Regions from separate parts of the Homo sapiens genome. Here regions 1, 3 and 4 are each linked to region 2. The links are chromatin loops, found by intact Hi-C in ENCODE. Cell type or tissue: PC-3. All regions are shown on one strand. Region 1 overlaps CHN2 (chimerin 2). Region 2 overlaps CPVL (carboxypeptidase vitellogenic like). Region 3 overlaps CHN2 (chimerin 2). Region 4 overlaps CHN2 (chimerin 2).

Region 1 (2,500 bases), 290 kb before region 2:
TTCCAGAATAAATTATTTAAAAGTCCCATGATTAAAAAGCCTCGATGAAATTAAAAACATTCAACAACCCCAGAGGGATCCCTAAAATTAAAACTCATATAGACTCAGCCTGTTGTCCCCCCACCGCCTAGTGAGAGCCACTGGGAAGAGCTCTGAGGTCGTGCTCAGGGCAGGCGCTTGGTGGGTCAGGTCCAGAAGAATGCCTCCTCATCATAGCCTGCCCAGTCCCCATAGGTGTACAGCAGTCCCAGGTGACAGCATCATTTACCTCCTGCAGTCAAAGGTGATAAAAGTGGTGGGACAATTCCTCTCAAACACCACTCTGGAGATGTCAAAATATAAACATCTTGAAAAGCTGGGCTCTTCATCAAACTGTGGCCCACCAATGTTTGGGGATCCCCAAGATCCCTTTAGAGAGTCCATGATGTCAAAACTGATTTTATTACAGTAATTGCCTTCTGTGATTGACATTGCAACTAACCTTTAAGAAACTACCACTTGTTGAATTGTGGTCTAGTATATATTTTAAAGCCCACATTTACCTGAAAAGGCTATAAGAACACTCCTCTTTTTTCCAACTACACATCTGTGTGAGGCCAGACTTCTTCCTATACTTCAAATAAAACAATATATCCCAGGTTGAATACAGGAGCAGATGTGAGAAGCCAGCTGTCTTCTTTTAAGCCAGACACTAAAGAGATTTACAAAAATGTAAAAACAATGCCAATATTCTCATCACTTTTTTATTTGGAAAACAGTGTTATTTTTCACAAAAATATGTTATTCATACTAACACATAATAGGTTTATTACTATTATGTTGAAAGAATTAATAAATATTTTAGATTTTTCTATTTTACTTTCTAATACCATAAATATCAAGATTTAACCCACATTAACAGAAGCTCTTTGGGGTCCTCAGTAACTTTAAAGAGTATAGAGGGGTCCTGAGGCCGAGAAGTTTGAGCACTTTTGGACTAGAATTAGATTCCTGGGATGATTTTTACAAGTCCTAGGCCCGCAGAGCTGCCCACGTGCTTATGCAGAGAAGGAGCACAGGCTACAGAACAGACACCCCAAGCCACTGTGTAGCCTGATCTGTGCTATAAAACTTGAGGAAAGTGGGATGACTCAATGGATTCATTGCTGAAAAATTTGTTCTTGCACATTTTCACATCCGTTAGGTTTGGTCCTTTGTGTCATCAGCATGTAACTCTCCTTTCAGCCACAAGATGGCACTATTTGCATAGAAAATACTTTCTCGGGAGCCGTGTCTCTAAATTAGCTGTTTCCTAGAGAGATTTTGGATGGGGACAAGGAGGGTTTGGCGTTTGGCCCATCATATCCCTCCATACGCTGAATGTATTAGGATGACTTTCCTCTTCCGTTCCTCTTTGAAAACACCGATATTGAGGAACTGGTAAAAAGAGATTCTTTCTAATATCCACCCAAAGAAACCACTAGCTGACCCCTGAGAGAGGGACTAACTTTTCCTTGCCCCTTCATTAAATTCTTTAATCCCACTTCAGTTAATTGTTTCCCATCATTTATATTTCAGGCAATAATCTCGGGAAAGGAGTCATGGAAAGGGAGCAAAGCCAAACCCTGAACCAGCACAGGTAACTGTAGCCACCAGAGTTAACTGTGTGAAGAATGTTTCCCCAGAGGACTTCTCACGTGTTGTGTAAAAGTAGAGAAAGAAGGCTAGGGTCTAATTTACAACATAAAAGAGCCTCAGGAATATAAGAGGCATGGGAAGAAGTGAGACAGGTGTCCTTGAAAGAAAATGCTCCAAAATGTCTGATCACCTTTACTCTCGTCTCCCCTTCCATCTAACCCAGGTTCTCAAGCCCTGCACTTGACAATCACCTGAGGAGCCAAAAAAGACCGACAGGTGCCTTTCACCAGTGAAGACTTTGATTCCATAGGCAGGTGGGGTCAAACATGGGCATTTTTAATATATATTTTTTAATTTAATTTATTTTTTTTTTTTGATACTGAGTCTCACTCCGCCGTCCAGGCTGGAGTGCAGTGGTGTGATCTGGGCTCACTACAACCTCCGCCTTCTGAGTTCGGGTGATTCTCCTGTCTCAGCCTCCAGAGTAGCTGGGATTACAGGCATGTGCCACAGTGCCTGGCTAATTTTTTTGTATTTTTAGTAGAGATGGGGTTTCACCATGTTGGCCAGGCTGGTCTTGAACTCCTGACCTCAAGTGATCCGCCAGCCTCTGCCACCCAAAGTGCTGGGATTACAGGCATGAGCCACCAAGCCCGGCCATGGGCATTTTTTTAAAAGCTCCCAGAGTGAGTCCAACCTTCAGTCAGTTTGAGAACCACCAAGCCAACCAAATCAGCAATTGCTCAGACTGAGTGATAAATCCCAAATCATTAGGGAATTCTGGTTTAAAACAATGCTTGGCAAAACCCAGTCTCATGAGCGGATGTAATCTAAGTTAAATCCATTCTCACTGCATCCTATCCCACCCCATTTTATGACTGCG
Region 2 (2,500 bases):
GAGGGATAGACCTCATTGGGAACAGAATGTGAAGACCAACAGAGGTTGCATTAAGCAATCTTCCCTGGGAGAACCAGGCTGAGCCAGAAAAAGGAAATTCTTCTAGACTTCACTTGGAGTGGCCAAAGGCTAATGATAACTTTCCCTTCCAATTGACTGAACCCATATTTTATGTGCAGTGCTAGGCTAAGGGTTCATATGCATTTTTGTTGTTTGATCCTCACAGAAAGCCCAGGATAGCGGAATCAGTATTTATATTTTGCATAAAAGGAAAGAGGCTCAGAGAGATGGAGCAACTTGCTGGGGAGTCCTAATCTAGTTAGGATTCCAAACCCAGGTCTGTCAGGCTAGGAAACCCATGCTCTTCTATTGTGCTAGCCTAACAGGACCCTCAAGGACCACCTGTTGAGACCTTTCTTTTGTCCCCATGACCTCCTCTGCTCAGAGGTGCTCCCTGTTCCTAGTCAGCAGGTGCATTTCACAGACAGCAACAGTAGTTCTGCTCCCTACCTGCCAGCTTCTTTATATAGATTTTACATGTGGGGGCTCTTTTAATCCAGGTGGCCCACAGGCAGTACATCTTCCATAGAGGAGAAACTGAAGAACAGGGAGGTTAAATGCCTGTATGGTGGGTCACCAGCTGGTCTATAGGAGCACTAGGATCAGCAAAGGAACTGTGTGGTCTAGATGAGAGGTTTTCCTTTTGAGAGGCATGCCTATATATATGTTTTTTTTTTGAGACAGGGTCTCGCTGTGTTATCCAGGCTGGAGTGCAGTGGCATGATCATGGCTCACTGCAGCCTTGACCTCCTGGGCTCAAGTGATCCTCCCACCTCAGCCTCCCGAGTTGCTGGGACTACAAGCACTGCCACCATGCTCAGCTAAGAGGCATGCCACTACTTCCCTTCCCACTCCTTGCCACCTGCACCTTCTGACTCACTCTAGTTGAAAGCCCTGGGGGAAGGAACAAACTCTGCAGCCTGACTGCTGTGTTTAATCCCAGCTCTCCTCTACTAGCTGGCAAGTCACTTAACCTCTCTGTGCTTCAGCTTTCTTATCTGTAAAGTGGGAATGAGAACTATACTTCCCACATCATGTAAAGCCCTGGTATTCTGGCCTTGTAAAATAGGAACTAGTGGTCCCAAAACAGCAGTGTGCTGGTAAAAGTTTAGCAACCAGCCCTTGCAGTCAGGACCCTGACTTGTAGCATCTATTCCCTTGAGTGTTAATATTGTCACCTTGGCTTATTTTATCCTGTCAATGTCTCTGAATGCTGAGCTGGGAAAAGATGCTAACAATTAGCCTTCCAGAGCCTAAGGGCTCCACCTACCGTCAAAGGCATCTTTAGTCGATGGCATGTGAGGAGTCAAGCTTCCTGACCTACTAGCCAGTCTCCAACTTAATATGGCTCAGACTTACATCGCTTTTCTTGAGTGACTGGTTCCTACTGGGGACACATTCTTTGTCACCACTAAAGGATTCTTCTTCACCCAAACTTTCCCTTTTACTTCGCCACCACATTCTGCTGTTTTCTGTTCCTTTGCCACTCCCTTCCTGACCACTACTTCCCTTCCCACTCCTTGCCACCTGCACCTTCTGACTCACTCTAGTTGAAAGCCCTGGGGGAAGGAACAAACTCTGCAGCCTGACTGCTGTGTTTAATCCCAGCTCTCCTCTACTAGCTGGCAAGTCACTTAACCTCTCTGTGCTTCAGCTTTCTTATCTGTAAAGTGGGAATGAGAATTATACTTCCCACATCATGTAAAGCCCTGGTATTCTGGCCTTGTAAATGTCAGCTCCTAGTAGCATTCTTTACTCCTGGGCATCCTTGGCTGTCTAAGCATCCCCAATTACTCCTTCCCTGTGCCTGTCCCAATGGTGCCATAAGAACGCCAGGACCCCTGGCCCCCACAACTGCCCCATTGTCCTATTTGGCTCCCCCTGAGTAGCCATGAGGTCACTCCCAGTCTCCCCACTGTCCACCACTGTCCACCTTTCCCCAATGTCCACAGCCACCCACACTCCCATATGCCTCAGCCCACTCCTCTTAGTAGATGTGACAGGCTTTTTGCCTTCATGAAAACAAGAGCGTGAAGGACACAGGCCTTCTCGGGGCGAGGCCGAGAGCTGCTTCACCACATTGTTACTCTTGCACCCCACTGTTTCAGGTCAGGTTACTTTATCCTGCTCCTTTCCATGTGGCCCAAGGTGATCACCTTGGTTTATGCAAGGTGTAATGATAGGAGATTTTCTTTTCTTCTTTTTAAAAGAACTTAAAAAAAACCTTATTACAGCTTATAAAATATATTTGGGCACCCCTCCCCAAAGGCTTAAAACTTTCACATATCCTTGGCTAAATTGTGAACGTGGACTATGTGGGATTGGCCAGGGGCAGGCTGGAATTTGCTGAAGGAACTACCTGTCATACCAGTTCCCTTTTAGCTTATCTAATCACTCCATTTCATCCAGACTGAGATAGATGGCTCACATTTTTGTTGTT
Region 3 (2,500 bases), 170 kb before region 2:
GAAACAAATGGACTAAAAATACAGGAGAAGAAAAGGGTCCCCATCCCCAGGGGAAGGGAGATAGTTATTAGAGATGGTAAATGAATACTAGGTGAATGCTGCACTGTCAAATTTAACCACAACTAAAACACTTCTTTTTCAATGATCAAACAGAAGCTCTTGGTCTTCAGGTAGCATAGGTATCCTATAAGACCCATGGCAACTTTCACGTTTATATAAATGAATGTGAATAAAGGAGAAAGGTATATGAAAAAATAAACCAAGACAGGCTTGTGATATATTTATAATCGCAGACTATCTCCACCAAGCCCACTCATATGGGCTTTATGGTCTCTCTAAAGGAATTGTGGAATCACAGCATCTCCACTTTAGGGTGGATCTGGGAACTCATCCATCCCAAGATGCCACATGGAGCAGTGCTGTCAAGAACAATGACCCCACTTTACAAAGCAAGTCTTATTTTTCCCCTTACCCTCTGTTTTAATATAAGGTGTGGCTGGTAGAGAAATGGTGAAATGAGAGGAAGAAAGGGTAAGGCTGCAGAAGACGCTGGCTTCGCCCCTGCCCCACGGAAACCTCAGAGGTAAACACAGCCTTGTCCCTTCATCTCCCTCCCCACCCCATCCCCACATGCAGACCCCACCTTTCCCTGCACCCCTCCCACCTATGCAACTTGTCCTGACTTTTACACTGGAGCCCTACCCTATTTCTTATGATAAGATACCCCAAAAAGATTCCTCCTCTGAAATAAAGATGAGGCCTGCCACAGTCATTTAGGTACTCCAAGGTTCACTGGTATCCTCTAAGTAGTCTTTACCTTTTCCCAAGGGAATCTGAGTAAGGGGAAAAAAAAAAAAGATGAGAGAGAATGGAATCATGGGGGGCGGGGGGGAATGGTGTTTATCTAAGGAGGAGCAAACTATAAAAGGGTGGGTATGAGGCACATCCTCGAAAAGAGGCTCCTACATGTTTGTGGGCATGCAGGAGGAGCTCTAGTGACCTCCTGGCTTGGGAAGGCAGAGAAATGGACTTAATGCCTGTACTTGGCGGCCAGGAAATAGTTCATTATGTTTCTGGTGGTACCTTTATGAGTTGGATCACTGCCATTAGATGATACAATTAGTTGGATTTGTAAGTTTTTGAAGGACCCAAACACTGGGAATAGTCATCAATATGGTGCTAGAGGGCTCTGACCTCAGCCCTGTCTGGTTCCAAAATTCTGTCAATAACTCCGATGAGGATATTTATGGCATATTTGTCCAATTGAGAGTTGAGGTGATGCTAGGGAGAAGAGCAATATTGTTGGATGACATAATCAGGATCATCCAAGATATGCACCAGATCCCTGATGAGACACAATGGTGATGAATGTGAAGCCTGTATTCAGGTTAAAATAAACACACCTAAGTACATGTTGGTGAAGACATACCCTAGCAACCACATATGTGAAAAGGGAATTTTGATTGACTCTGCGTGTGGTATGAGTCAGCACTGCATTGTGGTTGCGAAAAAGCAAATGTGGTCTAACGCTGCATTCATGGAAACAGAATATTTAGACTGTGGCTTATGCTAGGCTTGCCGTATTTTATGTGAAGCAGACCACACCAAAAATTTTGTGCTTAGTTCCTGACCTGACTCTAAGAGAAACACAGGCAAACACTAGGAGAGAAGGGACTGGCAGCTCCTTTGTGGTCATGGAGATGTTTTGTCTGGAAAATAGAAGGCTTCCATGAAACGTGAGAACTGTCTTTAATGAGTGATGCATTCTCCTATGGAAAAAGAGTTCCATTTGCTCTGTGTATCACCTATGACTGGACCTGGACCAATAGTGGGAATTACGGTGAGCCAGATTTCAATGCCACAGAAGACTTTCCAAAGGAACAAGGTGTCAGGATGTTGTAGAGGGAAATGTAAAGATGAGTTGTTGGATCAGATCAGTGGTTCTCAAACTGTGTTCCCCAGAGATTCCTCAAGGAGAGGAGTGCAAAGAACAGAAGCGGCTCACACACCCCACAGCAAGTAGAGCAGCTCCCCCAGTCTGCTTGCACAGTGGCCATCTGCTGCAAAGGAAAAGTTTGATTAAACAACTGGGCTAGATCAAAGTTCCCCATTCAACCCTGAAGTTCCAGGATTTAGTGATTTTTGAGATGACGTCTCTGAAGAGGCTGCCTGGAGAAGGGAGGATGCATGTGAGCTCTGCAGCCAGAATCACGAGGTTCAGATCCTTGTGCATTCATCTGTTATTGCTACAGAACAAATTAACACAAACTTAGCAGCTTAAAACGACACCCACTCACTAGCTCACAGTTGCTGTGGGTCAGAAGTCCAGGTGTGGCTTGGCTGGGTCCTCTGCTCCAGGTTTCCCAGGTTGAAATCATGGAGTCAGCTAGACCGTGTTCCTTTCTTGAGCTCAGGATTCTCCTCTCAACTCATGTGGTTGTTAGCAGAATTCACTTCGCTGAGACTGATGACTGAGGTCCCCATTTCCTTGCTAGTTGTT
Region 4 (2,500 bases), 230 kb before region 2:
AGAAATATGTTGATTTGATGGAATCACCTGAGGAGCAAGTGTAAAGGAATTTGGAGACTGATTAATGAAGAAAAATTAAAGAACACATGTGCTCCACTTGGCAAAGTGACAACTGAAGAGGAAATACCTGCAAACATCTGGGAGAGCCAGATTCCTTCACTCGGCTCAGTGGAGGATGACTCGACTCACAGAAAAACACAGGTAGAGGCTTTGGAAAATGAAAGGAGCCAAAGTTTCACCGATGTAGAGAATGAGCTATCAAGGAAGTTGAAGATGACCTATTTTTAAAGAACATTTCAAATAAAGCTGTGTATATGGCATCATTTAAGAAACAGAGGGGAAGGACTGGGTTTCTCCCTCTGCCATCCCCTCTCCCAGAAAAGCCAGATCTGTGCTGTCACTTTTGATTTACTGATGCATACATTTGTAAATGGGCTGCAGTAGGCTTCTTCCAGGGAAGTTGGGTGAAAACAGGTTTTTCAGTCAAGCATGGAACAGCCTCACGATGAGATGACAGTTCAGAATTTGTTGGGTGATTAGCTTAATGGGCCCAGAATGGGTTGGGATCCAAATGAAAGCAAACAACAACAGCAGGAGTGGGATGTTGTGTCTGTGCACATGCTACAATATGTCTTTGATACATACATTATGCCCACGCTTGGGTCCTCAGCAGCACGTCCTCATGGACAGAGTGTACAGCCTGTAGCTATGATCTTGTCAGGCCAGCACGGCCAAATGGTGCCAGGCCTGAGCTGCGAGACTACCTGGAGGTCATCCTGACTGCTGCAAAACACCCAGATCTGAAGGCTGTTAGAGACCTTGCTTGCTAATGCTGGTTCCCTGCACTCCCCTGAGAAATTAGACATCCATGTATTCTCTTTGGAAACTCTGCTTGGGTAAGGGATGAAGGCCTGCTGTCAGTCTGACTATGAAACTCATAGCACGGATTTTTCTAACTGCTTGAGTCCCACTTGCAGAGAATAGTTAGTAAGACAAATTCCAGGAATTACTGCTGGACCCTGAGGCTGGGCCCCAAAGACAAGGGAAGTAAGTGACTTTCTGAAGATGATGAAGCCATGGAGGGCCTTGGGCTGGAGCCTGTGGTCACTAGAGGGCACCGGGGCCACATGGAGCTTCTGTCTTGAGCTACTTATTCTGTACACAGAGGCATGATGAGATTCTCCCATTCAACAGGTACTTATTGGATAAATGCAACGAGCCAGTCCTCGGGCACAATACGGTGAACAGGTAGAGAGGCCTTACGAAACTCTGCACGATCTGGCCCCCGGTCAGCATCCCCTGGTCATCGCATTTGTCTCTCCTCTTGCCCTTTAGCCCTCATCCACTCTGGCTTTTCTTTTGCTCCTCGAACACACCAAGACCATACCAGTCTTAGGGATGTCATGCAGTCTCTTCCCTCTCGCGTGCACACTGCTGGCTTCCTTATCATGGGATCTCAGCGTAAATGCTCTGGCTCCTCAGAGACATCTTCCTGGACCCACCAACCTACAGCATTTCCCCAGATACTCTCTTCAATTCTCTGTAGAGCCTTTTCACCATCCGAAACGTTTTGCTGTGTGGTTATATATTTCTTTGTTTACGTTTTGTCTTCCCATGCTAGACAGATAGCACTGTGAGAGTAGGAACCTATTTATCTTGTCCTCCAATGTGTGGGTCAGCCTTAGCCTGTTGGGTACTTTTTGTGAATTAGAAAAAGCTGTCTTTTTCAGGCAGGTGTACAGCTTGGCAATTAGACAGCACCTGTGTGTAGAGAAGATGTTTCCTCTGAGGGACAGAGCCCCAAGCCAGAGCATGTGGCCTGGAGAGGGGAGCCCAGGCTGTGTTCAGCCCCCACTTGCCCTCTCAGCTAGGCACAAATGGCACAACTGAAGTGGCCATGACTGCTGTATCCCAGGACACAGCAGGTGCTCAAAGTGTTGGACAAGTAAAAGACAGAAACCCAAAACTTGCATTCTTCTGAGGGTCCCAAACAAATAACAAGGCAACTGTAACATAGCAAGAGGATGCATACAAGGAGCATTGATGGTGGTAGGACTCCTCAGCCTTTGGAAGGCTGCATGGGGCAGGGGCAGTCAGGCTCTTCCCACACCTTGACGGATCACCTCTGCCTTGAGTAGCCCTGTCCAGGGTCCTTCAAGAGCAGTCTCAGAGGAGTGAAACCTAAGAGCAAGGCCTAAAGTCCCCAAAGACAAAGAGAAGAGTAAGTTCTGTTACCACAGCACGTGGAGCCCAGTCAAGCAGATAGGCTATTGCCTGGACATCTACTGCAGAAGCCCACAGTAAGGAGTGTCTATGTGGATGGATAGGCTCTTGGAGGATACACAAGCTGAGGTGTGGCCTGCAGGAACCAGAGGCAAGACAGGACATGGCACTGAGAGCCAGAAGTGTCTCAGCTTGCTGGCTGAAACAGGCTCTGTTGTGTCTGGATGGGTGGCCAGAGGGTGTTTTGGAGGGGTGAGGGATTATATTAAAGAAGTAA

The links. Peaks named below come from ENCODE experiments on the same cell type or tissue, not always from the same donor. Only the 100,000 strongest peaks of a DNase experiment are listed, where the experiment ranks them.
Region 1: it touches region 2 in a loop (15-fold over the local background); 86 of 110 quality-filtered maps call a loop at or near these places.
Region 3: a loop joins it to region 2, with 9 times the contacts of the local background. A loop is called at or near these places in 2 of 110 quality-filtered maps.
Region 4: a loop joins it to region 2, with 22 times the contacts of the local background. A loop is called at or near these places in 15 of 110 quality-filtered maps.

The regions. Positions count from the first base shown.
Region 1 is chr7:29,407,682-29,410,181 of GRCh38, reverse strand. The region is part of intron 6 of CHN2 (chimerin 2); the gene reads right to left. Among named protein-coding and RNA genes, the nearest start is that of PRR15-DT, 150 kb to the left of the region's middle. In PC-3, a CTCF peak has its summit at 1,224 (motif pointing right); a DNase peak (open chromatin) is centred at 1,191.
Region 2 is chr7:29,112,867-29,115,366 of GRCh38, reverse strand. The region is part of intron 2 of CPVL (carboxypeptidase vitellogenic like); the gene reads left to right. Among named protein-coding and RNA genes, the nearest start is that of CPVL, 32 kb to the left of the region's middle. In PC-3, a CTCF peak has its summit at 1,316 (motif pointing left); a DNase peak (open chromatin) is centred at 1,446; H3K4me3 peaks cover 470 bases; H3K27ac peaks cover 1,782 bases.
Region 3 is chr7:29,284,570-29,287,069 of GRCh38, reverse strand. The region is part of intron 1 of CHN2 (chimerin 2); the gene reads right to left. Among named protein-coding and RNA genes, the nearest start is that of CHN2-AS1, 77 kb to the right of the region's middle. In PC-3, no CTCF peak of the experiment used is centred here; a DNase peak (open chromatin) is centred at 1,449; H3K4me3 peaks cover 247 bases; H3K27ac peaks cover 2,500 bases.
Region 4 is chr7:29,344,416-29,346,915 of GRCh38, reverse strand. The region is part of intron 1 of CHN2 (chimerin 2); the gene reads right to left. Among named protein-coding and RNA genes, the nearest start is that of CHN2-AS1, 140 kb to the right of the region's middle. In PC-3, a CTCF peak has its summit at 1,099 (motif pointing right); a DNase peak (open chromatin) is centred at 1,125.